Linked DNA regions of Mus musculus: all the other regions are linked to region 3. A link is a loop called in an ENCODE intact Hi-C map of the cell type or tissue named here. Cell type or tissue: left cerebral cortex. All regions are shown on one strand. Region 1 overlaps Abcd2 (ATP-binding cassette, sub-family D (ALD), member 2). Region 2 overlaps Kif21a (kinesin family member 21A). Region 3 holds the start of Kif21a (kinesin family member 21A).

Region 1 (8,000 bases), 110 kb before region 3:
GGCAGATGATAGATAAATACATAAATAAGAGAGAGATTGATAGATAAGAGATGATAGATGATAGATAAGAAATAAATAAGAGTTAGATAGAAAAATAGATAAGAGATAGCTATAGATATTGATTTAATTAAGAAAATGATTCAATTAAGAAAGATATACATATGTGTGTGTGTGTGTATATATATATGAGGTTTATTAGAGTGGTATACAGGCTGTGGTCCAGCTAGTCCAACAATGGCTGTCTACCAACAGAAAGTCCAATAATCCAGTTGTTGTTCAGTCTATAAGACTGGATGTCTCAGCTAGTCTTCAGTATATGCTGGAATCCCGAAGAAGTAGGCTCTCATAACAGTGAAGGATTGGACTTGCTAGTGAGGAGAGAACAAGGAGGCAAAGACAGCAAGCTCCCTCCTTCTCTGTCCTTTATATAGTCTGTTACCAGAAGGCTTAGCCCAAATTAAAGATGGATCTTCCCACCTCAAAAGATCAAGATTGAAAGTGTGTCTTCCCACTTCAAATGATTTAATCACGAAAGGAAGTTCCTCATTGCTGTACCCAGACCCTTGGGTTTTAGTTAGTTCCAGATTTAGTTAAGTTGACAACCAAGAATAGCCATCACAATGGCAAAACAAAATATTTTATCTATAGAAAATATCAAATGGTTTTTTTTTATAAAAAGCTTTTCTCCATGTATATCTCAGTATTTTTTTTTTTTGCACAAACCAGGTATTATTTTGAAGTCTGTCTAAGAAACATCACATAATTCTACAAATTGAGTGTTTAAAGTCAGTTGTGTTCCAGACATCAGAATGTCACCCTGGGAGAGCTGACATGACCTTCACACGTGTGCTTGGTGTTTTCTAGGCCATACATGTCTCTTGGAAGTCTCCGGGATCAAGTAATTTACCCTGACTCAGCGGATGACATGCGTGAGAAAGGTTACACTGACCAAGACCTAGAACGCATCCTGCACAGCGTGCACCTCTACCACATAGTTCAAAGAGAAGGAGGTAGACTGTGCCATTACTTTTAAAATGTGGTTTAACTTTATATACAAAGCAAGTCTGGGTTATGTGTGGTGGTGTGTGCCTGTCATCTTAGCATTTGGGACACAGAGGCAAGAGGAGCAGGAACTCAAAGCTGACAATAGTGAGGACTGTCCCAGGTGTCTATATAAAGTCTGTGATTTTGTTTGAATATATGAGATTATTAGACCATAAGCGTGTAAGTAGAGGTTTTATGTTTTTTCCACGCTTAATATCTTGGTTTTGTTTGTGTTGTGTTTAATATGGCACACTACAAGACTTTTACCGAGTAACCATAATGCCACATCTGGCATCTAAAGACCTTGATATTTAAGTGTACAAGTGTGTCCTGAGTTCGCTGACATTCTAGATGTATGCAGAGTGTGTGATAAACTATTTGCTTTCCAAGATCTCTCAGCTTATGTTAAATATAACTTTTGGAAGTGGATCTCAAATAACTTCTTTGATTTTAGTCTCACAATCTTTCTAATACACAGAGAGAGACACAGAGAGAGACACAGAGAGAGACAGAGAGAACAAATAAGAGATTACAGAACATAGAACCTTTGTTGAAGGTTCTTTCAGAATAATAGATATATGGAAGAGTGACAATATGCAAACATAAGAGCTTTCAATCCAATTAGTTCCTAATAGCTGTGCTTTCAAATGTTTTGGTAAGTCATACGATATTATAGCACAGAAAACTACCTAAAGAGCAAGCCAGAGTTCTCGGTTGGTTTGTGCCTGCACGGATCTCATGCTCTGTTTCCCAGCCTAATTACATTATTTTGAAAGAAAGAAAAAAAAAGTAGAGTAGATGCTTGAGAATATGGGCTTTTAGAGTTAAAGAGTCAAACCCTAATTAGCACTGCTTTCTGAGTCCTCAGTGGTAACATAGGGATAACGTTTATTCAACGTTTATGTAGTGATACATTTTTTTCAGCATTGCTGTGAATATTAAATGAAACTGTATGTGCAGCATCTACTGGGCTGGCACGTGCACAGCAAGTGCACATGGATCATGAGCTGATCCATACAGTAAGCAAATGAAGCCAGCTAGAAAGACACCACTATGTCTCTCTTTATGATGTCTGCTCCTGGACAAAAGCAGGCTTTCCTTTAGTGTCATATGGCCAATCCCTTCTCAGTTTCAAAATACTTTGACAGTATAAATGCTACATATTATGGGAAGACTAATAAATAGAAATTTAAAATAAACATGAAATATTCCGGTTTTTTTAGAAGTCATTCTTGAATATTTTTAAGGTGTGCCAAGCCTAGAGTTTTATACCTCCTTGCTTAGGACACATAACAAATTTTGTTTGTCCTTTTCCCCATAAATAAAAGAGTCTCTGGACCTTAGTAATGTAATAGGGCCAGTTATAGTTTGTTGAGTTTTACTGCACAGAATACACCATGTTCAAACAATTATATATTGTGTTGTTTGATGTTCATGGAGCTTTGCTCTCTCCATTGTACAGATTTAAGTCTGGAAGACTTAACACTGGGCATAGTCGGTGCTCTGATGTGCCCATATCTCCTAGCTTTTCAGACACAAGAACCATTACTTAATTTCCCACAAATACATCTTTCCTAAGACACTAGTTTTACTTACTCTGTAAAAACGAAGCATCTAAGCAGTCCGTCCTACCGCTGTGGTCCAAATCCCTACCTCAAGTCATCAGTTGCACTTCATAATTACTATAAAGTTTGGCCACAGAAAAGTATTATTTCGACATTTCTCTCTTTTTTTTTTCAGAAGCAAGCCATCATTTTTAGGTTTCAACATAGTCTTACAAAGATCTATTTTTAAATAATTGAGAGCCCTCTGAAGAGGTCAATCTGATGTTGTCAGTGACAAATAATGTTAAAGTCTTTTGCTCTAGATACTACTGTGTTGATTTTTTTTTAAAGATTTGCTTCTAATTTTGCAGATGTATATTGGGAGGTAAGGACAGGTACAAGTGCAGGCATTGGGTCACTGGGAGCTGATGGTGCAGGTGGCTGCGAGCCACTTAACATGGGTGCTAGGAACCAAACTCAGGTCCCCTGCGTGAGCAGTGCGTGCTTGTAACCACAGGATCATCTCTCCTGCCCTGGTATTATGTCTTCTTGTCCCGAATTTCTCTCACCTCCCCTACCTCCTCCTAGATCCTTTCTTACCCTTCATTTCTTTAAATAGGTTACTTTTATTGTGTTTCCTTTTTAACATTTGGGACAGAGAACGCTTCCAGACTTTTTCAAATTTTAAAAACAGCATAAGATGTATCCTCAAAATTAGCCTTCCCATCCTTGTTCTCTGTAATTTTCATCTTCCTACTTCTTTTAGTTTCTTATTCATAAATTCAGGCTTTTTTTTTTTTGAGACAGAGTATCACAGCATAGCCCAGACTGGCCCCCAACTCATGCTCCTTTGCCCTTGCTCCTGTCTGGGGATTACAGGCGTGTTACACTGAGCCTGGTGTAGTTTTACACTTTCTAAAACATGCAGTAAATTTTATAACAATCCCTAAAGGAAGAAAACCTTAAAAACATCAAGATGAATCCTGATTTAACAACATGTATTATTCTGTCCAAGGTTCTGACCTTTTGCATGCTAAAAAATAAATCTGTGTACTTCCTTTTAATTAGCAAAAGAATTAAGTCATTGATCGGATCATTTGGTTTTGGGTTTTTTTTTTTTCAGGTACCCACAGTAATAAAACAATAAAAGATTCTGTGTCTTCTTGTAACCTAAAGTCAGGTTTACTTAGGAAGGTTAATAATGAGAAACAGGCAGCTAAGGGAGAAGGATGGGTGTGGGGCATGTCCCTTCTCCAGTGGGAGAATTAACCCCAGAATACTGAAGATGTGAAAATGTTGCCTCCAGTGTTTGTCAAGTATGGGCAGTCATTTTCTCCTCTAAAAAAATGGATTCTGCAGAACTGTGATTTTGTTCTTAAGTAATCTTTTCTAGTTAATTATGTAAGATGGTCACTTTAAAAAAAATCAGATATTGCAAAAGTGTTAACTTGAAAAATAAAACTCTCAAAATTCTACTCCCAGATGTGTGCCTGGGAGGTATCTGCACATATTCAGAAGTGTGGCCATAATATATGTCGTTCTGAAACTTGGATTCTCATTAAAATTTTTCTGGTATTATTTTCATATTAGGATAGAGAAATAGACCTATAGATATTTGTGCCTGCTTTGCAAATTGATATTAAGCAATCAGTCACTAAAATGTTTTAAGAGATAGGCTGCATAAACTGTGAAAACATTAAATAAGCCTAAATATAGACCCTAGCTCTGAGAGATAACTATAACTCAGATGTTTCTGTTTCTCCATGAGTTTTGGACTATCCACTTGTAAAATGCAAATAAAGGCAACTCTCTTATAACCTGCAGAATATTAAAAAAAAAAAGACTTGTATAAAGTACCAGGCTTGTGGGAACTTTTTATCTTAGTTCCTCCCACGCTGTTTGGGGGCTTGGCAATTGTCCTATGAACATTAATAATAGATCGTTTCTCCCACTGCCCTCCACAAGTCAGCATGTGTGCATCAACCCTTTGAACAGGCAGAGTAACAAACGTGCTTTATTGGTGGCAGTGTTTACAACTCTTTCAAGGCATCTATCAGTGTAAGGAGTCACTACTCTTAAAAGAATATCATATTTAAAATAAAATCCTCATACCCGTGGCTCTCAAGACTATCCACCTGCTCTGCAAACTACAAGGCTCCTCCCATTTTCAATCAAAATAGTCCAGCAATCTCTCGTGCAGAATAGGATATGGTAACAAGTCGACAAGCATCTACAACCTGTGTGTTTATTTATTTGTTTGTGTGTATTTTTTTTATTTATTTTCTAGGATGGGATGCAGTCATGGACTGGAAAGATGTCCTTTCCGGAGGGGAGAAGCAGAGAATGGGCATGGCGCGGATGTTTTACCATAAGTAAGTACGCTACGTTCAGGGAACTATAGCCACTACTGATAGAACAAGACCGCACTCGGCAGGATGCAGCAGTCTCATCTTAGGTTAGATACCATGTGACTGGAAGACTGGACAGATGGCTCAGTGGGTAGAGACGCTTCCACCAATGATCCCCTAGACCTTCCTAATGCTGCCACCTAACACAGTTCCTCACACCGTGCTGACCCCCAGCTATAAAATTATTTCATTGCTCCTTCCTAAGTGTCATCTTGCTACTGTTATGAATCATACTGTAAATATCTGATATGTGATCCACCCGCCCCCGCAAGGGGATCACAGCCCACAGGTTGGGAACTGCTGTCCTACGTCCATGGGGTGGAAGGAGAGACTCAACAACTATTGCACATTGTCTTCTGCCTTCCACACACACCGTGGTGCAAGTGCTCAAACACACGTTCACACGCATACATACAAGTAAATGATAGGGAGCCAATAAATCCACAAAGCATTTTAAAACCAAAGGTGGGAGAAGACAGAGGGACCAAATGGCATGTTGAAAAAAATATATCTTACAGAAGGTGTGAAAAAAATCTGTACTTTTAGGTTTGCTTAGTATAAAGTATTAGATTCTCCAGGTGTTTTAGTTTTTAGCTGCTTTCTATTGAGTGACTTAGATAAAAGACTCTTTGGAGGGCTAGATTAAAGGTTTATGTGATCTGAAATTTAAAATAGGATTTTTCCTAGATTTAAAATGTGAAGAATGTATATTGGTTAAACCAGTTGTTGCACATTTGGGAATTTCTCTGAATTGTTAAATTGGATCTAAATCAGACTCTCTAAAATATATTACCAATAATTATACCACAAATACATTATTTTATGTGCAATCCATTTATAATTAACTATAAATGAGACATCAGAATTATTCAGTTGGATCTAAATCAAGTTTAAGTGGTCCTTAATCTAATTTTCCTTCCTCAACTGTTACAATTAGTGAAAAGAGTTACAATTAGTGAAAAAAAAATGTGCTTGCACACGTCTTAGTGAACACAGAAGAAATAATTTTTAATTTAATTATTTTATTTATCTGTATCCCAAATGATGTCTCCCTGCCAGAGTTCTTCATCCCCTTTGCCTCTGAGATGCTGTTCCCCCATACCATTTCCGGAAATATTGAGTCTCTACAGGATTAGGTGCCTCCTCTCCCACTGAGGCCAGACAGGGCATTTCTCTACTACATATGTGCTGAAGGCCTCGGACCAGCCGGTATATGCTCTTTAGTTGGTGGCTTAGTCTCTGGGAGCGCTGGTCTTTCTTTGGGGTTGCCATGCCTTTCAGTTCCTTTAATCCTTCCCCTAACTCGTCCCTAGGGGTTCCTGCCTTTAGTCCAGTGGTTGGCTGTAACTATCTGCATCTGTCTCAGTCCACTGCTGGTAGAGCCTCTCGGAGGACAGCCATGCTAGGCTCCTGTCTGCAAGCACAGCATAGCATCAGTAATAGTGTCAGGCTTTGGTGCCTGTCCATGGGATAGATCTCAAGTTAGGCTAGTCACCGGACGGCCTTGCCTTTAGTCTCTGCTCCAGTTTTGTCCCTGCATTTCTTTTAAACAGGAACAATTCTGAGTCAAAAATTTTGAAAATGGGTGGGTGGCCCCGTCCATTCCACTGGGGTCCCTGTCTTAAGGTAACCCAGACTCAACAGGACATTCATTGTATGTATTCACCAATAAGAAGTTATTAGCTGAAAAGTACAGAATACTGTTGATACAATCAACAACCCATAAGAAGTTTAACAAGAAGGAAGACCCAAGTGAGGATGCTTCAATCCCACTTAGAAGGGGGAACAAAATAATCATGGAAAACAGAAGGAGGGGGGTCCCTGGGTAGGAGAGTGAAGGGTGAGAAAGGGGGGCAGGAACAGATATGGGGGTAGACAGGAAAGACACCCAGAGGGCCAGGAGAATGAATGGAAATATTCAGCTGCCAGGAGTCAGGAGAACCTCAAGAAAGTCCCAGAGACCCGGAATGTGAGAGGCTCCCAGGATTCAATGGGGGTGACCTTAGCCAAAATGCCCAACAGTGGGGAGATGGAACCTGAAGAGACCACCTCAGTAGATGACAAGAAATAATTTTTATAGAGCTTTTCTCTGTGACATCAGCTTCATGTACTTCAAGAACTCTAAGCCAAAGCTCTGCAGAGGAAATCCAGACACTGTCCACATTCATCCGTTCTGTTTGTCATGCTCTTTTCTGAAATGAGAACTTTTCAGAGTGACGTAATGTCTAGATTTCTCTTGGGATCTAAAACCCTTTTTATACCTATTTATTCAAACACAAGATGAGTTTTACAGATAAAGAAAGATCTTGCCACAGTTGAGGATGGTCTGAAATTTTTCTCTCCTGAGAGCTGGTGGTCAGTATGCCGCACAACAGCCAGCTAAATGTTGTGTTTTGTTGTTCTCTCAATTACATTTTAATCTTTAAAAGTCTGATCTTTGTCCCCTCCTGCCTCAGCCTAATCTTATTATTACATTTTATCTATCTATCTATCTATCTATCTATCCATCCATCTATTATTTATCTATCTATGCATATATCTACCTACCTATTATTTATCACCTATATATCATCTATCTACCCATAATCTATCTGTCCATCTGTCTACCTATATATCTTTTCAGTGTGTATGTGTGCATGCATTTGTGTTTGCATGTATGTATATGTGCATGCTGCATATGTCTCACAGGCATATAAGAGGACAATTTGCAGGAAATAAGTTCTGTCCTTCTACCTTGTGCATTCTGGGAACAAACTCCTGATGTCAGACTTGGCAGCTGGAAGTTTTACCAGCTGAGCCATTTTATTTTTTCTATCTTACATTTCAAATTACTGACTCTTGTCGTTTAGGATGCTGCACATTTTAGATTGGTCTGTTTGCTTGCAATCTTGTTCTTCTAATTTCCAGTCTAAATAAAACCAGGCAATTAGAGAAAAATGAATGGTTAGATTTAAGTCTCCCAGTATGATTATGTGGGGTGTGATGTGTGCTTTGAGCTTTAGTA
Region 2 (8,000 bases), 55 kb after region 3:
ATTTCTGAACCTTTTCTTAACAAGTGATAAACTATTGTAGGTAATTTGGGTCGGCTTATAAAGTGCTAGGAGTTAAGAAATTATTATCAAAAGGGAGGGGGCAAGTTGAGAAATGGCTTCAGAGGCTGAGGGTGTCTCTGTAGTGTGCAATTATTATTGGGTTAGTATAAATTTATGGTACATAGTCTGGTAGGGCGCTCTGTTAGGAGGAGGAAATCTAGGCTCTTGGGTAATACTATAGTTAGATGGGCTGGCACATTGTAATTCTGAATTGCATTGACTTTACATATGTCAATAAAGATCTTTAAGAAATGAAGGATAAAAAATGGATGTCTCGGTGGGTAAGGATGCTTGCTGCCAAGCTTGAGGTCCTGAGTTCCATTCCAGAGAAGAGAACCAGCTCTCCATGTGCGTGCCATGGCATGCATGCTCTATACGTACGCATAAATAAATACGTGTGTGTGTGTGTGTGTGTGTGTGTGTGTGTGTGTGTGTGTGTGTGTAGTAAAAGATAGAAGAAGTAAGCCACCAGAGATAGAATTATCATCCTGTTTGCCAGCTGTAATCACAACCAGCATATTCACAATTACCAAGTGATGGGATCAGCCTGGGTGCCCATCGACAGACAAATGCATAAAGAAGATGTGAAATGCACACACACATGCATGGGCCTGTGTACAGCGTAGAGCACTATTCAGCCTTAAGAATGGAATTATGCAGATTGCAAGAAGATGGACGGGACTGGAAATCATCATGTTGTGTGGAATAAGCCAGACCCACAAAGATAGAATAACAGAGTTCCTTTTGTATTTGTTAAACAAACAACAACAAAAACAACAACAAAACAAAGCAAAAAAATAAATAAATAAAAAGGAAGGGAAGGCTTTGAAATAGAAGTGAGGGAGAGGGGAGGGGGGAGGGGAAGGAGAAAGCAGGTGAATATTTGCCTGAACTACATTGTATACATATGTGAAGTGTCGCAATAGAACTTATCTTTTTTTTTACATTAATGAATGAGAAAAGAATTAGTAAAGTCTTTAAACGCACCGAACAGGATAAGTATAAAAGGAAAAAGAAATACAGTTTTAGGGTGAAATTGTAAAACGTTGAAAATTCTTAACATCTCCGAGCTTTTTCTTTAATCTCAGCATCTGAAATGCTGAGGTAGGGCCTCTGTGAGTTCAAGGGCAGCCTGCTCGGGATACTCAGTGACACACCCCACCCTCCTAGGACAGCCTGATCTACAGAAAGTCCCAGGCAGCCAGGGCTACTTCTAATGAGACCTCACACCCAATACCCCAACCCCAACCTTCTCCCCCAAATAGAAAGTATCTCTGCCCTAACCTTTGGCTTTGCCTGCATCTGAGCCGTACTGGCTCAAGCTTGCCTATTTGTCTTTGCTTCTGTCTTGCGGAGTGGTCATAGGTCATCTTAGCTTTTGTGCCTGGGTTGTTTGTTACGATTACGTCATTTCCTCTTTATTTTTATAGCTAAATCTGACATTCCCTTCAGTACTCATAAATGTGTGATCATATACTAATTCATAGCTATATGAAGAAATAGCTGTCATTTTGAGGGCTGTCGAGTGTATTGAAGATACCCTGAAGCATGTCAGAGGCTCACAGAACCACTTCGACAGAATTAACCATTTAATGTGTCTTTTCCACAGCTCTATAATGAAGAGGTCCTTGACTTGTTTGATACCACTCGGGATATTGATGCAAAAAATAAAAAATCAAATATAAGAATTCATGAAGATTCAACTGGAGGAATTTATACTGTGGGCGTCACAACACGCACTGTGAATACAGAACCGGAGGTGACTGTGTTGTTAAAACAGAGCGTAGGGGCTTTCAAAATTGTCATTACTGATAGAACTCAAGATAAATACGTAAAATGGCTTTCGTTCAGTACAACGGAGTTAAAAATCTTGTCTGCCTTCTTTGTGCTTTTTCCCCCCCTAAAAGAACATCATTATAAAAGTATGAGAGTCCTAGCAAGATGTGTCAGGTGCCTTCTTTGTGCTTTTTCCCCCCCTAAAAGAACATCATGATAAAAGTATGAGAGTCCTAGCAAGATGTGTCAGGAACCTGGTGCCCACATGATGGAAGGAAAACCAATCCCCAAACTTCCAAATGTTGCTGTCTGATCCTATGCATGTACTATGTCTGACGCGTGTGCACACACACTGACATATGAATTGATGCCAAAATGAATTTAATGGAATACTGTTGCTAACTCCTTAGCATAACGTTTGTGTCTTGCTAATTCTTTACCATAACAACACCGAGAGAGGCCGTCATCCTTGGCAGATGATGTCTGAAGTTGGGTGCAGTGTGTGTACAGCTCACATGCCAGAGCTACAGAGGGCTAAACTGTGCTGAAGTACGAGGTTGTAATCCATTCGTTCTTTGCTCGTGAGGTTTAGGATTGTGTCTTGGCTTTTATAGGGACGCATTTAAGAAAAAAATAATAATCTTAAAAAAAATGAGAAGAAAAAACTCAAACAGGGACGCCTAACTGATTCGGATTACTGTGGAGTCCGTCGTCCCAAAGCCTTCTACTGTAACAGTTTGGAGTGGAAGCTGTAAATGTCAGCATAGGACGGACAATGGGACTTAGTGTTTTCTCCTAGTCAAAAAAAAAAAAAAAAAAAAGGAGAGTGCACCATTGTACTGAGAAGTTCAGCTGAGATGGGCCTATAACAAAAAGATAGGATGAGAGATCTTCCTTTATGTCCGTCAGCACAGTGGGTTTTAGCCGGCAGCTCAGCCAGAAGGTTGGCTGGTGCCTGTGTGTCAAGTGAAGCTTCTCTTCCCCGTTGCAGATGATGCAGTGTCTGAAGCTGGGCGCTCTCTCGCGCACCACGGCCAGCACCCAGATGAACGTACAGAGCTCTCGTTCACACGCCATCTTTACCATTCACGTGTGTCAAACCAGAGTGTGTCCCCAAACAGATGCTGTGAGTTCATTTTTCTTGTTTCTTAAACATTTTGCCTTTAGATCAGTACATCCTATGCACCTCTGGAGAGGCGTTTGATCCAGTTTTATTTGATTTTATTTGATTTTTTTTCTTCCTCTTAGTTTCCTTTTGTTGTTGTTGTTGTTATTTATTTAAAGGAAGCTGACCAATTGTGTAAGACTTTGGAAAACAAACAAAAATACTGAATATCTGTTTGTTATGACCAAGTGGAGGGGTCATCCTCTAGGCTCTTTGTGGTTAGGGCTGTTTTGTCTATTTTCCTTCATCAGCAGAGCCTTAGTTCAGTACAGCTGGAGATTGCTGTCCAAACTTTTTCTCTGATGTTTTCATTTATGCTTGCATGGCTATGCCACTGTTTCTCCAGCTGTGCAAGGGGGCAGATGTGGACAAGGTTACAGGGTGTTTGATGTCACATTAATGAGGAATCTTCGATTATCTTCCGCCATCCCAGGAGAACGCAACTGATAATAAGCTGATCTCCGAATCGTCGCCAATGAATGAGTTTGAGACGCTGACGGCGAAGTTTCACTTTGTTGATCTGGCGGGATCGGAAAGACTGAAGAGAACCGGAGCTACAGGCGAGAGAGCAAAAGAGGGCATTTCCATCAACTGCGGGCTTGTAAGACCACAAGAGACACGTGCCCTCTCTGCTGTCCCTCTCTGTTTAGCTTGGTTGGTTTGGTGATCATTAAGTAGTGCAGGCTCGCCTCACAATGATTCTCCTGCCTCAGACTTTGCCATCCTGGAGTTATAGACATACATTATCAGGGCCAGCTTCCTTTTCTCTACTGTATTCACAATATATCTCATGGAAATCCTCACTGTCTTGAAGGCTAAAGCAACAGTAATACATTGACCTTCTGACCACACTGTCTGTTATCCCACCCCCACGTCGCGGGCTTTCTTATGTCTTAGTTTGGCTCGCTCAACCTTTCTAGTATGTGCAAAAGCTGACAGATGGGAACAATGTTTTTAAACTTCTTTCCACACTTGAAAACATACATTCAAAGCAAGCCCTTAAAGTTAAGTATTTCCTTGGACAAGACACAAAGGTCACCTTGGTTGACATTTTGTGACACTGGTTTTATTGACTGTGTGGATCATTGGAAAGCTTTTTAACAGTTTATTTTTATTATGTCTTTGTATCTCAGAGTCTGATCTATTTTGTTGGAATTTTGTCCAGAGTCCAGAGATTTATCCATTTTTTTTTTTTTTTTACAAAATAGTTTGTATTAGGAATTAACTTTAATGCTCTGCCACCTAGTGGTATTTTGATAGGCAAACGCCTTGTGGTTGAGTTAGCAGAAGGTTTCATTATGTGCAAGAAAATATTTTAGAACACTCTTTTGCATGCCTTTCCTTCTTGCTCTCCTCATTATAGTATTAGACATCTGTTCCCGTGTAAGGAACAGCACTGCTAAATTCCTGTAATGGTGACACCTGGTCATATGCTTCTACTTGGACCCTTCTTGTCCTGCAGTGGGACCTCCAAACTTTAGGGGTTTTGTTTGTTTGTTTTTAACCAGTGCCCATTGATCCCAGTATGATTACATTTCTGTTAGGAACTGTCCAGTGAAGCTTATTAGAGAGACCCTAATCTCCCAATATCAAGGCCCTCATGGACAGGCTCCCTCGTAGTCAGGCCTGAGCCCTACACTTTGAATGTTGTCTCGGATGGATTAGGACACGTGTCCCGAAAGGGACAAAATCCATTGCTCAATTTCCCGTCGAGGCTGTTGAACTTTGGTGTGGCCAGTACTGAATTCCGTAGATTCTGGAAAAAGAGGCCGAGATACAGTATGACTCATGCCACTTGCTGGATGGTGACTTGGCCCTGACAGTCCGTGTTTCTGGTTGTCTCGTGACTGAAAGCTGATATGATTAGTGTGGGGAATGCGTTCCTCGTGGAGTCCAGCCCGTTCACGGCAGGAAAGTATAGCTATAGAGATATTAATGATTTACCTTTTATAACGTTGGATATTGAACACATATCATGTCATATATATATATATATATATATATATATATATATATATATATATATTTCTAAAGTATTACTTGTGTAGTGAATCCTTGCTCAGGGAAATGACACTAATATTTTCCTTGTGGCTATGAGAAGTATTAGCCACATAGACCATTTGTATTATAGCAGGAAACTTTCAAGGAGCTGGGGACTTGCTAAACGTTTGATTTAAATTGAGAAAAACTCATAATACGAATGAGTAGTTCCCTGAAGATGTAACCTGAGCTCCAGGCATGGTCAGACTTAGTCAGTCTTTAAACATTTCTGTTTTAAGGGAAAATCTCTGGACTCTAAGGGCTATGAGTAACACATGTGTTACTGAGCTTACTTGTATTTGGAAATACAAATGTGAATTAAATCCAAACACGGGGTTCTTAATTTTTATCTTGTTTCCTACAGGCTGTCCTTATTAGTTAAAAGCGCTCTAGTTAATAAGCATATGATTTTCCCCTCTCTCCTTTTCTCTGTCAGTTGGCTCTTGGGAATGTAATCAGCGCCTTGGGGGACAAGAGCAAGAGAGCCACCCATGTCCCTTACAGAGACTCTAAGCTGACAAGACTCTTGCAGGATTCCCTTGGGGGTAACAGGTATGTGTTCATCCGTGTTCTAGGTTTAGATTGCATACAATTTTTAAGGTGTTATCTGTAAGATGATTTATAAGAACTGCTTTTATTTTAAAGCAAATGAATAGGGCAAAAAAGTGACAGATACCTAAAATGTGTAAATCATTTTATACATAATAATTCTGGTAGTACTTATAATATTCTTTGGGTAGTGCTGATATTACTATTTTATTGACGAGTTAAAGTTGGGAAAGTTTGGTGATTTATTGAACACCGTATAAGTTTTAAAGGAAATCAGCAATACATGCTTGTTCTACAGTAGTGTAGCTTCTCATTTGCATACAGGAGAGGCCACAAGAATTTTGTTGGTAATAAATGAAACCTTCTAAATTACCACAAAGTCGTTTAAATATTATTGACAGTTTCTCACAAAGTCTAAGGTCGGAACTTGTTTTGTTATGCTGGAAAAGTTGTCAGAAAATGTCAGTTGGATAAAATGCAGGGCGTTTGCTGACGAGCTGTTGGATTCTGTGCTCTCTTACCCTCTAACCCTTTGCACTGGAGGACTTCATGGCTAAACATTTCCTTCTGCTACACAGTCCCTTCTTTCTCCTCCATTGACTGTGTAAATGGAAACTTTTGGGTTTTTGGCATTTGAATTCATTCATAGCCTATTTCAACAAGTTAAACACGCTCCGCACATTTCCTTGATTATGCTTTTAGTGGTCTAAAAGTCATGTTTATTGAGTAGAGGCCACACAATGAACAATCTGGGAATTACGTCTCTTTTTGGACTGCAATTTTTTAAAAAAGACTTTTGAATAATTTTGAATTTAGGTTTAAAATCAGTTTGCCTTAGAAAAAGATCTGTGTAATCCAGCAGCGTTTTAAAATATCTCTTCCTTTTATGTAATCTTGGCATGGTCTTCTTTCTCTTTAGATGTATTGCATGTTTGAATGCAATATGGCTTCCTTTGTTGCATATTTTAAAACCTGTTTTTAGTATTTTCCGTATGTTTTTCAGGATCAATCTAGTTTCATAACAAAGTAAAAATTGTTTTTGAGCCCAATGAACATTTTCTAATTTCCTTCCTTCCCTTCCCTTCCCTTCCCTTCCCTTCCCTTCCCTTCCCTTCCCTTCCCTCCCCCTCCCCCTCCCCCTCCCCCTCCCCCTCCCCCTCCCCCTTCCTTCCTTCCTTCCTTCCTTCCTTCCTTCCTTCCTTCCTTCCTTCCCTCCCTCCCTCCCTCCCTCCCTCCCTCCCTCCCTCCCTCTCTCTCTTTCTTTCTTTCTTTCTTTCTTTCTTTTGTTTTCCTTTTTTGCTTTTGAGACAGGGTCTTTCTGTATAGCCCTGGCTGCCCTGAGACTTCCTATGTTAGACCAAGGCTGACCTTGAGCTCACAGAGATCTACTTGCCCCCGCCTCCCAAGGGCTGGGGTTAAAGGTGTGCCCCACCACACTCAGCCCTCAGCCCTGTGTTCCTTTAAAGGTACAATTCTATAACTTGAACTGTGAAACGAGGCAGATCAGATGCATGTCTGCCCCTTACACATTTATATAGTTTGAATATTTTACCCCCTTGAGAGGTTGTTTGTTCTGCAAGCGTGCTGGGCTGTTCTCACTGTGGCTGGTGCTTGCCTGCTTGTTGAGGATCCTCCAGTGGCTCCTTACCTGTTTTCTAATGACGAGTCGCCCTTAGAGGAGACGACCCTTTCTGATTCTAACCTTACCGCACATCGATTTCTGCCTAAGCTTTCAGGATTGAGCACCTAGTTCAAAAACATTGTACTTTATTTAAATTTTGTGACGTAAAAGAGCTCCACGTCTCTTTTTGTAGCGGGTACCAATCACACATAAACAAAAAATAGGCTAAGGTTTAAGTATCACATATTTATATAATTTAGAGTTACAATTTTCAATAAACCAGCTTTTATATATTTTAATTATATATAATTAGACATATAATTATACTGTATATTACAGCTTAAAAATTCATGCCCAAAATGTGGAAATGGTGAAAAACATAAAGCATAAGTAAAACCAATTATATTTCTAAAGTATAATATGTATTCCACATGTATTGTTATGGTATGCTATACTGCACACCTGAGAGAAACAGATCACCATATTACCAATAGTTTCTTCTAAGTTAACGGTATCTTCTTTAAAAATAGAATTATAAAAGTAAACATTTTTTGATGTTTGCTTAGAGCAAACTAGTTCTTGAGACATATACCTTTGAGTTTTGTTTAATATAGGGTATTTTTCCCTTCCTTGCTCAATGCTAGCCAGCTCCTCTCCTTCCCGACTTTTCATAGTTCCTACTTAATTAGTTCCCGGTCTTAGTGCTTTTCAAAATATTTGTGAAATGCAAGCCTTCCTGCCTTCCAGTTCCTAGTTGACCACTACCATCCGTAACTGTCCTCCGTTTGC
Region 3 (8,000 bases):
TGGAGGCCGGCTGGTTCACCACAAGCTTGAGTTAGCAGAATGGAGATGTACTAAGAAGTGAAAGACCTCCGTAGTAGAGCAGGCACTGTGTACCAAGCCCTGGGTTTGTTCTCTGGGATGGAACTCCCCAGCCCCAAGTTGACAACACAATTTCTGAGTCACTCTTCCACAGTGTTCCTACTGTTCACGTAAGAGTGAATGAAATACGTGTCCGTGTATGAATTTATAAATAGAAATTGTATAGTTTATATGACTTCACGTGCCTCAAGTGCCATTGTGTTCCCATTTGAGCTGGCATTGCATGATATGAAGACGAAGAGTAAAATTCATGGAAATACTCCAAAAATTTTACTGTGTGGAGAAAGAACTATGTTTCTTTACAAATGAAACATGGTAACTAAAAAGATCTTAGAAGGGGAAGACCTCACATTTTTATCCATTCAATAGCACTTTATTCACATCCCTAACACACTTGTCATTTATAGATTACGGTTTTACATTAGTAGTGCAAATCTGTAAATTGGCCCTCGCTGAGTGGTGCTACTTAGCTGTGCGTGGTCAGGAAAGCCTCTTTGGGGAAACGGCACTTAAGCTGATATTGAGATGTTCAAAAAAACCGAGGCCATGAAAAGACTTGGGAAACAGCATTCCAGGTAAAGGGAATAGCTACTCTAAAGACCCCCAGAAAGCAAACAAATATATGGTATTTCAGAACCAGAAGACCCCATCCCCAAAAAGCAGTAGTTAAGGAGCAGAGTCACTAAAGATGAGTCCGGAGTGTGAAGGGCCTAAGTCTAGAAGAATTTAGGCTCTTTGTGGTAGGTCACCATTGGAAAGTTTCAGGTCACGGAATGAGAGGAATGGCTGTTAGCATGGAGGTAAGAGGGGACTCTGGGAGCCCACCCTGGGCTTTTGTAACCGTAGAATTTACCCTTCTCTGTAGCAATTGTTATAGGCCTATTGGAATTTCTAATGTACTTGCAGACTTTCAAATCCCAGAACTAAATAGCTAATCCTTTGTATTCGTGGCATTGGTTTATTCTCTGTATCACTGGTGTCTAGCACTGTTTGCACCCTGCAGCCATTTCCTAAGCATTCAGTAAATAAATGTTCTCAACAGGATCTAAACCCTTGCATGGTAAAAGCTCCGACTTTGGGATTTTCTTTTTTAATGTAAGGTTATTAATTAGAGGAGTTACAGGGAAATATTACTTATAAAGAAATCTCAAAAAATATTATTCAAAATTAAGCATTGATTTTAGAACATTCAGCATTTAGAATTTGAAGTTATGCATGGCCTTTGCCTGAATATGAACCCAAAGCCCTAGCTATTATTGATGCTATTTGGCCAGACGTTTCAATCTGGTGGCTTGAGACTAGAGATGGTCAGACACAGTTTGAGGTTGTTTTTGCATGGTGTGTAAATATTATGCAGAATTAGTTGTTAATCTTTAAAACTAAGGCGTTTTTCACATAAGGATTTGATTTTTCTTTTTCACTTGAGGAACAACAAACATACAACCAAACCAAAAATGTGGCCACACAGGATCTGGGTGCCAGTAGATCTAGTCCAGGCAGAATGGGGACAGCTACTTCCTTAGGAAGGGGCCCGCCTTCTCGGTTTTATTTTATATATTCTCGACTTTGCTTCCTCCACTTCCTTAAGCTACCTGCCCAGTTCTTGAAGCACATGATTTGTGACAGCTCTTTTTTGAGACACATAGGTACTGTTGCTATCTAAAGTGAAGACTTTGAGAAGGTAATATATGTTGCTTTGTTGCTGTAGGTTGATCTCTTGTTCTTGTCCTTTATCGCAGAAACGAGGTGGTCAGACCAGATCCATCCACGCCTGGACCTGTCAAGTTAGGACAAAATGTGGCTCCATTATGTTGGTGGAGAAATATCGAGGCTAGGGAAGGCTCTCCAGGGAGAGGCCGGAGGACAGCTTTGTTACCAGTTTGTCACACAAAGGGACATTATAAAGTTTTTTTTTACCTTCCACCTATGTTGTCTGTAACGATTTAAAGGTAAGAAACAAAGTACATAGGACTGCCTCTAAGAATAAATACCATAGGCCATCTACCCATGGGTATACAAGGTTCAAACTTCTTTCTGAACCCAATATACACTGTGTTCTAGGACACTCTCTGAGCAGGGCGATCAGGTGTGTGATTTTAGTTTTTATCTGCTTGGGCCAGTGCTTTTATTTAGATAGCGACATTTAATCTATTATACTGTTTTGTATGAACCCACATGTTTATTTACTGAAATGTACGGAACAGTCCACAAAAGATACTCTGTGGCAAAGCTAACAAAGGCTGTTTCCACAGAGCTATCTAAAGGCATGTGGAAGGACAATGATGACGTGCAGAACACACAATGGGACACTGTTGACAGAATCTCGGGATCCCGGAGGAGCTTTTGAAAGGCCAGCAGGGAAAGAAAATCCGTTTGCAAGGATTTACCACGCTGCACGCCTCCATGGAAAGCAGTTGTGGAAATGCTTGGCAGTACCAGGGCCCGGAGCACTTTGCATGTGCATAGGACCGAACAGTAATGCACTGAAGAGGCAGAGGGGTGGAAAATCGTTCCACGTCCCAAGAGATCGGGCAGAGGACAGGGCCAGGTTTGGGAAAGGGGTCAAGGTCCGTGCCACAGAGGGGGCAGGTGGCTGCGGGGACGCGCCTCCGGTGGATGGGAGGGGGAGGGGGGGTCGGCTCGCCTCCGCGCGGTGCCGCGCCCGCCTGGCCGTGCCGCCGGGGCGGGGCGCACCGGACCGGCCACGGCTGACGCAGGGCAGCGCGGAGCCTGGCGAGTGGGGGCAAGGGGCGGCGCCGCCCTGAGTCACCGCCCCCTCCCGCGCCTCCGCGCCGCCACCTTTCCATTCAGTCGCCCAACATGGCTGGAGCACGGCGCTGAGCCCTCGCCACCGTCACCGTCACCGCCGCCGCCGCCGTCACCACCGCCGCCGCCTGCCCGGAGCGCTCGGCACGGAGCTGAGCCCCGGGCGGCCGCAGGCATGTTGGGCGCTGCGGACGAGAGCTCGGTGCGCGTGGCTGTCAGGTGAGCTGCGGGTGGACAGGAAGGAAAGCTGAAGCCAGCAAGCGGACGAGCGGGCGGGCGGACTCTCCTGCTGCCCGCTCCGGGGCCGGTGCGTCGCATCGCTGCTTCTCGGGGGAACAGCAGTGGCTGCCCCGCACCCCCACACCCCGGAGGATCGGGCGCCGCTCGCTGCACGCACGGACGCCTCGCGTTTGGCCTCCGGGTGAGCGTCGCCCGGTGTCCCCGGGAGTCGCCGCTGCCGCCCTGCAGGTGGGCCCGAGGTGTCTGTCCCCACCCCCCACTCCCTCCTCTCCAGCCCAGCCCCTGCCGCGCCGGCTGGGTTCGGAGCCGCAGACAAAGCGTCGCGGTGACAAGCGCGCCGCCCGCGCCCACTCGGGTCCCCGCGATGGCGTGCGTCGCGACACCTGGCCTCGCAGGTGTGCTGGTAGGGAGTGTGTTGCGGGACATAGGCACCCGCGGGAGGTCTGGAGAAGGCAGGCAACGTCAGCCAGCCGGAGGGTTAGATGGGCGACTGGGAGAAACAACCTGAGGTTAGTTAAGCACCTTGGATGTTGACAGTGACATCACATACGCCTGGGGTTGAGTTTTGAAATGCTGGCTGTGTCACCTTGTTGTGGTTAGTGACGGTGACATGGACATTCGGTGTAGTTTGGCTGTTTTGATGCATCGCAAGAACTCCGACAGTTGCTCTTGGAAAACTGCAGCATCATCACACTGAAAAATTAATGAAGCATTCCTCTTAGACCAAGTGCATGGCTTCCATTGCTCTGATAGTATACTGTTAACTCAGTTACAATATAAAGATTATAAAGAGAGCCTGTCTTCAGAGAAAGCCAGAATTCGTAAACATCTGTCAGCGCCTTAGTCGAAAAATTGAAAGTTACATAATGTAAGCGTTCCTATGGTTATTTTAGTGACAAATCTTGATTAAGCCCAGAAGTGGCAGTTTTGCATGTCCTGGGTCTTTAATTGTCTTAAAGCTGGGCAGTGGTGGCACATGCCCTAATCCCAGCACTTGGGAGGCAGTGGCAGGCGGATTTCTGAGTTCAAGACCAGTCTGGTCTACAGAGTGAGTTCCAGGACAGCCAGGGCTACACAGAGAAACCCTGTCTCGAAAAACAAAACAAAACAAAACAAAACAAAACAAAAAAAGAATAAAAAGAAATGGGAAGGTATTTTGATTCCTTTATTCTGCAGATAATGGAATTACCATAGAATGGAGGTGACGGTTTTATTAGGTCTGGCCCTTAATGGCCTTCCTGTCTTTGCCTTCCACGTCCCTGGTCCTGATGCACACATGATTCATATTTTAAGGCCAAACGAAAGCTAGTAGGATGAATAGGAAGAACAGTCTCATCTAGTAATGGAAGATATAGTCCAGGAATAACAGAAAAGGGGAATAAAAAATTTCAAATGTTTTACAACGGAAGTGTGTAAAGAGTCGTAAAACCGTCACATGTTTTAGATCAGGTAAAAAGCTTATTCCTCATAATCTGTGACTTTAAAGCTGTTTTTTTTTTTTTTTTTTTTTTTTTTTTTTTTTTTTTTATGTCTTTCTTACTGACGGGGACAGGAAGATTATTAAGTCAACCTTCCAAAATTAAACTGATAGCATAGACGGAAAGAGAGTTACAACCCAGAAAGCTTACATGTGCAGCCCTGGTTCTTACCCCCGTGCCTGTGCAGGTGAGAGACAGGGCTATGCCTTACCTCGTTTTACTCAGTGTAAAAGGTCGTCAGCATCTTCCCGATCCTAGACTAGGTCAATTACAAGTGAATAGCCTTGGCAGACTATTTCTATCTGGACATCTTAGAGGAGAGCGAGTTCACCACGAGAGGGAGTGAACTGAACACTCCCCGGGTCCTCCAATCCAGTCTGCTTTCCAGTTGTGGAGAAGTAAATGCATACAAATGTTGGGTCTAGACAGAGAATTAACAGAGGATTTGGCCCTCTTTCTCCTTTACGACAACGAGACGATGAGCAGTGGAGAATTGGGCTGTTCTTTCATAAAAGCAAGTGCGTTCTCCAGGTGCGTGTGTTCTAGTGGGCTTAGAGGGTTTGTAAAATAAGCGCCCGGGAAAGATGCTGAGCAGAAAGTTTCTAGCTGAGGGAGAATGGTTTTTACTCTGTTTCGGGGGATATTTTGGTGTTTGAGTTGTCTGTAGGTTGTCTTTCATTGAGAAGGGATATTGATTCAGAAAGTTCAATGTGGCAGCCAAACACCTGAAATATGGTTAAGCTCCATAACTAAAATTTAAGTTTAAATTATTATTATTATTATTATTATTATTATTATTATTATTTTGGTTTTTCGAGACAGGGTTTCTCTGTGTAGCCCTGGCTGTCCTGGAACTCACTTTGTAGGCCATGCTGGCCTTGAACGCAGAGATCCAACTGCCTCTGCCTCCTGAGTGTTGGGCCTAAAGGAGTGCGCCACCAGGCCCTGCTCAAATTTGTGGTTCAGTTTGCTGTGTTCTTGCCTTACTGAAGCTTGCTATGTTTTTTATTTATTTGAGGCAGGGTCTCATTGGGTTGCACTGGTTAGCTTGGAACTGGGAGCGCCACTTATATCAGCCTCCTTTGTCCTGAGGGCTGGGATCGTTAGTTTAGGAAGTAATAGAAAGGAAAGAGAGAAGAGACCAAAGAGGTAGAAGTTGAAAGTCAGCGAAATCCTTTTATTTATACAACATGGGTTAATTCTTTATCTTCAGATAGGGGTTACTAACTGCCCTACTTTGCTCTCTGTTGCTGTAATAAACACAAGGACCAGAAATAACTCGGGGAGGAAAGAGTTTATTTGACCTTACACATCCTGATCACAGTCTATCATTGAGGGAAGTCAGGGCAGCAACTCAAGCGTGAACTGTGGAGGAACAGTGTTTTCATATATAAACCAGGGCCAGCCATCTAGAGGTAGTGCCAACTGTGCTGGGCCCGCCCACATCTATCATTGGTCAAGAACATGCCTGCAGACACGCCCACAGGCCAGTCTGATGGAGGCAACGCCTCACTTGAGGTTCTTCGAGTTTGTGTAAAGTTGACAAAAAGTAACCAGCACATAAGTGTGAAAGGTGTGGTGGAACGAGTTTATTAGTTAGGATGGCACTGGGTTTCAGGTTTCATATTTCACTATCGTTGCTGCTTGCCCTCCTGCTGTCTGATTTGCTAATTGCTTACTATTCTGATGAGTAATTATGGGGTAGCGAATGTGTACCAGGACTTTCAGTTTAGTGAAGCCATGAAAACAGAAATTACCCTGGAGGCTAATACCATAATCTGCTCTTTCTCATTGATTTTTCTTCCAAAACAATGCAATATTTATTATTCTGGATTTTCTTCCCTAAGACATACTACATGCCTGTGAGATTCTGACTCAGAAATCATCATCATCATCATCATCATTATTATTATTATTATTATTATTATTATTATTTGTCAAAATCATTCATGATCTGGCATTATCCAGATTAGAAAGCAAGATGCATATTTGTAAAAGGCAAAATATACTTGATATGACTAGAGGAGTTTTAATCATAAGCAGCAAACTTGCTGGTATTTTAGTATTTCCCTCTGAACTGGATGGGCACTTATGAACTAACTGTATTTCATTTGTTTTTCCCTGTGGATTAACTATTTTATCTTCTCAGAGTAGTTTTCCTTTGGTTGCAGCTTCATTTCAAGCAAGTGGTAGTCAAGTCAGAGACTAGCCCATGCTTATTCTGAAATATTGCTGCACGTTTAAGAAGTACATTAAAATTCACATGTCATTTGTTTCTTATAAGTCATTGAAATTGTGTGTTAAACGTAATTTTGGTGTCCTAGAATTATAGACAAAGTGGATTTTAAAGCAGAAAGGCCCCTTCGGGAGGCTAGCTGCTCAGGGCCACTTATTGAGTTGACAGCAGAGGCCCAGACATGTAGAAACCTCTGTCTGAGGGCACAACAGTCTGATCTGCAGTGTGGATCTAGGCTTCATGTTTTTCTTGAGTCACCTAGAAATCGAGTATCATATATAACTTGATTAAAAGTACCAAGAGTTTTAACCCTTTAAGGACACATACTGAAACTTGAGTTGGTGCTGAGATGAGTGTCTCCACTATTGCTGTCCATTAGTTTTGCGTTATGAATCCCTCGACTCTAGGACTCAACTGGTAATTCTAATAAAGCCCTGCGAAGGTAAGGAAGGACCCTTGTGGCAGAAATCCAGCTCTAAGGTTTTGAGATTCCGGCAATATTAAAATATGAAGAATATCAGAACTGTGTTGTAAAACAAAAAAAAATCATACCAACTTTTGTATTGATTTGTTTTTGTTTTGTTGTTTTTGATTTATTTAAGGATGGGGTTTCTCTTGGTAACAGAACCCGGGCTTTCGTGGACTTTGTAGACCAGGCTGGCCTTGAACTCACAGAGATCTGCCTGAGTGTTGGGATTAAAGGCGTGCGCTGCCACACCCGAGTTATACAAGTTATTTGTAGTATTTACATATATTGATGCTTTCACAACAGTCTTATAAATGCAATAGCTAACAGTCTAGTTATGAAATAATTTAAAGCATACCCATTACCCTTCCCTCCCTTATGAATTCTAGGCCTGGGGCAGGTGGTTACAGCCTAAGCCCCATCTTGGTTCTTAAGAGTTTTGTTTTGTTTTTTTCCCTCCAATATACTAAAGAATTATCACATCTCCCAGTAATAATCTTACTTTAGGGAAGATGGCAGGAGAAGATGGCAGGAGAAGATGGCAGGAGAAGATGGCAGGAGAAGATGGCAGGAGAAGATGGCAGGAGAAGATGGCAGGAGAAGATGGCAGGAGAAGATGGCAGGAGAAGATGGCAGGAGAAGATGGCAGGAGAAGATGGCAGGAGAAGATGGCAGGAGAATGGGGTAGGAGTGGGTGGGGATTGTTTGTGGAGATTGGGAAGGAGACACAGAGATG

Evidence for each region. Hi-C counts contacts between places; a loop is a spot of excess contacts. Peaks named below come from ENCODE experiments on the same cell type or tissue, not always from the same donor. Only the 100,000 strongest peaks of a DNase experiment are listed, where the experiment ranks them.
Region 1: a loop joins it to region 3, with 2.7 times the contacts of the local background. A loop is called at or near these places in 5 of 42 quality-filtered maps.
Region 2: a loop joins it to region 3, with 2.4 times the contacts of the local background. A loop is called at or near these places in 6 of 42 quality-filtered maps.

The regions. Positions count from the first base shown.
Region 1 is chr15:91,156,064-91,164,063 of GRCm38, reverse strand. Abcd2 (ATP-binding cassette, sub-family D (ALD), member 2) reads left to right here. Exons shown (of 10, transcript NM_011994.3): 7 at 865-1,010; 8 at 4,876-4,960. Among named protein-coding and RNA genes, the nearest start is that of Abcd2, 32 kb to the left of the region's middle. In left cerebral cortex, no CTCF peak of the experiment used is centred here; DNase peaks (open chromatin) are centred at 411 and 3,200.
Region 2 is chr15:90,989,303-90,997,302 of GRCm38, reverse strand. It overlaps Kif21a (kinesin family member 21A), which reads left to right. Exons shown (of 37, transcript NM_001109040.2): 4 at 1,670-1,819; 5 at 2,828-2,962; 6 at 3,435-3,602; 7 at 5,478-5,593. Among named protein-coding and RNA genes, the nearest start is that of Gm52216, 35 kb to the left of the region's middle. In left cerebral cortex, a CTCF peak has its summit at 4,248 (motif pointing left); a DNase peak (open chromatin) is centred at 4,797.
Region 3 is chr15:91,044,722-91,052,721 of GRCm38, reverse strand. Kif21a (kinesin family member 21A) reads left to right here and starts at 2,771. Exons shown (of 37, transcript NM_001109040.2): 1 at 2,771-3,063. The coding sequence starts at 3,020. It overlaps Gm52215, which reads right to left. Exons shown (of 2, transcript XM_030248879.1): 1 at 4,774-8,000; 2 at 2,821-3,777. The coding sequence starts at 3,510. The coding sequence ends at 2,845. Gm36710 (a long non-coding RNA gene) reads left to right here and starts at 1,669. Exons shown (of 2, transcript XR_384343.1): 1 at 1,669-1,724; 2 at 1,818-1,999. In left cerebral cortex, CTCF peaks have their summits at 2,983, 3,207 and 4,893; DNase peaks (open chromatin) are centred at 3,748, 4,323, 4,876, 6,007 and 3 more places; H3K4me3 peaks cover 3,102 bases; H3K27ac peaks cover 2,741 bases.